2 separate regions of the Homo sapiens genome follow, and region 1 is linked to region 2. A link is an interaction called in ENCODE POLR2A ChIA-PET data of the cell type or tissue named here. Cell type or tissue: PC-9. All regions are shown on one strand.

Evidence for each region. ChIA-PET counts read pairs that join two places held together with the same protein. Peaks named below come from ENCODE experiments on the same cell type or tissue, not always from the same donor. Only the 100,000 strongest peaks of a DNase experiment are listed, where the experiment ranks them.
Region 1: POLR2A ChIA-PET joins it to region 2 with 8 read pairs; 3 of 35 experiments call an interaction of 5 or more read pairs at or near these places.

The regions. Positions count from the first base shown.
Region 1 is chr15:99,069,252-99,071,751 of GRCh38, forward strand. No RefSeq gene overlaps it. Among named protein-coding and RNA genes, the nearest start is that of SYNM, 35 kb to the right of the region's middle. In PC-9, no CTCF peak of the experiment used is centred here; a DNase peak (open chromatin) is centred at 1,160.
Region 2 is chr15:99,189,594-99,192,093 of GRCh38, forward strand. All of the region lies in intron 9 of TTC23 (tetratricopeptide repeat domain 23), which reads right to left. Among named protein-coding and RNA genes, the nearest start is that of TTC23-AS1, 52 kb to the left of the region's middle. In PC-9, no CTCF peak of the experiment used is centred here; no DNase peak of the experiment used is centred here.

The DNA of each region.
Region 1 (2,500 bases), 120 kb before region 2:
CTACTAAAAATACAAAAATTAGCCGGGCATGTTGGCGCACACTTGTAATCCCAGCTACTCGGGAGGCTGAGGCAGGAGGACAGCTTGAACCCAGGAGGTGGAGGTTGCAGTGAGCTGAGATCACACCCCTGCACTCCAGCCTGGGCAACAGAGCAGAGCAAGACTCCATCTCAAAAAAATAAAAATAATAATAATAATGAGTAGGTTTCCCAAAGGTGGCTGGCCTCTCGACCCCAGCTAGGCTGAGGCCCATCCATGCTGCTGGTCTCCAGGGCTGGAAGCACGTGTGGATGGACCCCACTCCTAACCTCCATACCCATCCCTTCTAATACACCTACCCTTGTAAGTGCAGGGCCAAGAATATCTGGAGAGTAACAAAAGATTAGAGACATACCCAGATCCTCCTCTTGTGCTTAAAGCCTGTGTCTTTCACTGCGGTGGGTGTCTGCAAGAGAAAGAACAGTTTGCTACTCTCGCCTTGGTAACGAGCCCTTTCTAAGGACCTGCCATGTCCAAAGTTCCCACAGAAGGATGCATCAGTCCCCGTGTACCTGCTGGAGGGGAAAGGTGTGAGCAAGAGCTTTGCCCGTTGCTGCTATGAATTCACCTGAAATAAATTAATTTGCTCTGTGCTAGTTACAGGCATGTTACAAAGCTTCTTCTTTTAAAGTGGCAGCAAATGTCTCCTGATATTAATGAGGATAATTCTGGGGGAAAAAAAGTCTCTAGAAAGGTTTTTTCTTCTTCCAGAACGTTAGGCTGTCCACATCTCATTACTTGGGGAAGGTTCTCTTTCTCCTGCCTCTTCCACGTTATTAAAAACCAGTTTGTTCCCATGTTCATGTGTGGCTACAGGATTAGACCACATGCAAGAAATTCAACAACAATTGGAACTGGGATTGGAATTGGGGTCAGACTGGGGAGAAAAAGTCTGCCAGCTCTATTTGCAGAAACCCACATGGAAGATAAATTGCAGTGAGAAACTCTGACAGTCGAGTGAAATAATTAATACATCACTGTGAAGTATTTGAAATCACATTCCTCAATATCATTTTCCCCATTTGGCTGCTACCAGTGAATTGAGCTGTGTGATCCTATAGTGTAGTGCTGCTCTCCCCCCAAGAAGCTCACTGGGATTAGGAAATGCTAATGAATTAGGTGGCACATGACTCTGAATATGCTATTATTACACCTACGTTACAGATAAGAGACTGAATCATCAAAAAAATGTAAGTAATCTGCTTGGTGTCAACTTAGAAGTCACGGTGATGGGCTGGGCGTGGTGGCTCATGCCTGTAATCCCAGCACTTTGCGAGGCCAAGGTGGATGGATCACTTGAGGTCAGGAGTTGGAGACCAGCCTGGCCAACATGGCGAAACCCCGTCTCTACTAAAAATACTAAAAAATACCACCGGGCATGGTGATTGGCACCTGTATTCCCAGTTACTCGGGAGGCTGAGGCAGGAGAATAGCTTGAACCTGGGAGGCAGAGGTTGCAGTGAGCCAAGATTGTGTCATTGCACTCTAGCCTGGGACACAAGAGCAAGACTCTGTCTCAAAAAAAAAAAAAAAAAAAAAAGTCATTGGTGATGATTTGGAAGGATCCGCTGCCCTACCCTGGCTGGTATAAATTCATAGCTTCCCCCAGGCCAAGCCTAACAGACAAAAGTGAGGGGGAATATATGTCCTGAAGTCTCTGGCCTTCAGACCTCTCCCCATTGTGTGAGGGGGGGAAAGGGGAGGCTGGGAGGAATCCTGCAGAGACAGGAGGCATCTGGGAGGACCAGTGTGGGGACTGCACACCTGCTGTTGACTGACTGTTGCTAGGAGGACAGGGTCAGATGGATTCCAAATAGAGAAACAGGCACATTGCTCCAGGGCTGCAGCTTCGGGCCCCTCGCTCAAAGTTATCTAGAAGACCTGTATGTCTTTGACATATGGCCCTGAGGGGTGTGGAGCAGGTGAGGAGGCGGGGTGCCTTGCACTTTCCCCAGTCCATTCACCTCCTATTTTGAGGCCAGGAGGATGGGACAAGCTTATGTCTCCCAAAGACTGCTGAGAAGAGACCACTCACATCGCTTTGAGCTCGGTCCAAGAGAGGAACCAGAGCTGGGAAACTTGGAGAGGTCACTGGGTCCTGAAAACGTTGTCATTTCAACCCTGGGTGGGGGGGGCTTTTATGTTTGCAGGAGATGGAGGCCTGCAAGCGTCTTTGGGAAGGTGTTTCCCTAGGTTCTGGAAAAGCCACCCAGACAAGCACACACGTAGGGATGCCATCTGCCCCATGCATGTGCGGGTTCTTGAACAGGGATGCAAACTACCGACTGCATCCACCCTTCTGATGTGATCTGTTTGGCCTAAACAATGTTTTAAAAATAAACAAGTTCACAGTTAAAAATGAGAATCTCCTTACTTCTTTTTTATGTTTGTTTGTTTTACTTTGAGATGGAGTCTCGCTCTGTCACCCAGGCTGGAGTGCAGTGGCACAATCTCAGCTCAC
Region 2 (2,500 bases):
ACAATATCCCTTTGTAGTATTCTAGCTCGGCATGCATCACTCATGAGGAAACATTAGACAAACCCAAACTAAGGAACAGTTTATAAAACAGCTGACTTATATTCTTCAAAAATTTCAATGTCATAAGAGACAGACTGAGTGAGAAACTATTCTAGATTAAAGAAGAGAAGAGCCATGACAACTAAATGTAATACATGATCCTGGAGTGGATCTTGCATTGGAGGAAAAAGAATTGCCATAAAGGACCTAATTGGGACAATGGACAAAATGGAATATGACCAATGTTCAAAATTCCCTGAAAAGCCAGGAGTAGTGATTCATGCCTGTAATCCCAGCACTTTGGGAGGCTGAAGTGGGTGGATTGCTTGAGCCCAAGAGTTTGAAACCAGCCTGGGTAACATGGCAAAACCCCGTCTCTACAAAAAAAATATACAAAAATTAGCTGGGTGTGGCAGTGCACGCCTATAGTCCCAGTTACTTAAAGGGCTGAAGCAGGAGGATTGCTTGACCTGGGAGGGCGAGGCTGCAGTGAGCTGTGTTTGCGCCGCTACACTCCAGCCTGGGTGACAAAGCAAGACCTGTCTAAAAAAAGAAAGAAAGAAAGAAAGAAAGAAAATTCCTGGCTTTGATAGCTGTATTGTGGTTACATAAGAAAATATCCTTGTTTTTTTTTTTTGTTTGTTTTTGTTTTTTTTTTTAGATGGAGTCTTGCTCTGTCACCCAGGCTGGAGTGCAGTGATGTGATCTTGGCTCACTGCAACCTCCACCTCCTGGGTTCAAGCGATTCTCCTGCCTCAGCCTCCCAAGTAGCTGGAATTACAGGCGTGCATCACCATGCCTAGCTAATTTCCTTGTTCTTATAAAACATACACTGAAGTATTCAGGGATAAAAAGACATGATATATTGAACATATCTTCAAATGATTAAAAAATATAAACAATTATCTCTGAGTATATGTGGCTGTATATATATGTGTGTATGTTTGTATGTATGTCTATATAGATAGAGAAAACCAATGTGGCAAAATACGTTACAATGGTGGTGAATCAGGGTGCCACAAATGAAAGGCACTACATAACTCACTTCCCATTCCCAAAGTGCTAAGGACTCCTGAGAGTGACAAGACCTACATGCTGCATGCATATTTGAATTCCTTTGCTGATTCCTACTTTTAGACATTTATATGTCTTTTTATTTTTTTTTGAGACAGGGTGAAGTGCAGTGGCGTCCAGGTTGGAGTGCAGTGATGCTATCTTGGCTCACTCTAGCCTCGGCCTCCCAGGCACAAGCAATCCTCCCACCTCAGCCACCCGAGTAGCTGAGACTACAGGTGTGCATCATCACGTGTGGCTAATTTTTGTATTTTTTTTTGTAGAGACAAGGTTTTGCCATGTTGCCCAGGCTGGTCTTGAACTTCTGAGCTCAAGCGATCTGCCTGCCTTGGCCTTCCAAAGTGCTGAGATTACAGGCATGAGCTACCGTGCCTAGTCTACATTTCTTTCTCTAAGCTCAACTGGGACCTGGGGACACTAGTATCTCACAGACTCATTAGATCTACTCTTGATTCATAATCCAAATTGGCATATTTAATGCACTATAAAGCCATAAGTAAATGCGTTTGATTTCAACTTAATACCTTTCAATTTTATTTAACCACAAACACTTTTTTCTAGGAAGACCTATGAACTCTCATGATATGCTAGTACTCTGTGGAACACAGTGTGGGGAATGCTTCTCTAAACCAAACTCAGATCTTTGAATGCATACTGTTGGTGTTGGCTCTTGGAGGCCATCTTTCAGTTCAGTGAATTTTGTCAGGAGAAATGGTCCTTGCTAGATGACTATGTGCATATTATCACTTACATGGTTTGGCTCTGTGTCTTTCCCTGCTGTTCTCGTAATAGTGAATAAGTCTCACAAGACTTGATGGTATCATAAGGAGGAGTTTCCCTGCCCAATCTCTCTTTTTGCCTGCTGCCATCCATGTAAGACATGACTTGCTCCTCCTTGCCTTCTACCATGATTGTGAGGCTTCCCCAGCCACGTGGAACTGTCAGTCCAATTAAAACTCTTTCTTCTGTAAATTGCCCAGTCTCAGGTATGTCTTCATCAGCAGCATGAAAACAGACTAATACAGCAAAACAGCAGAGAGGGGTGCTGCTGAAAAGATACCCAAAAATGTGGAAGTGACTTTGGAACTGGGTAACAGGCAGAGGTTGGAACAGTTTGGAGGGCTCAGAAGACAGGAAAATGTGGGAAAGTTTGGAACTTCCTAGATACTTGTTGAATGGCTTTGACCAAAAGCCTGATAGTGATATGGACAATACAGTCCAGGCTGAGGTGGTCTCAGATGGAGATGAGGAACTTGTTGGGAATTGGAGCAAAGGTGATTCTTGTTACGTTTTAGCAAAGAGACTGGCAGCATTTTGCCCCTGTCCTAGAGATTTGTGGAACTTTGAACTTGAGAGAGATGATTTAGGGTATCTGGTGGAAGAAATT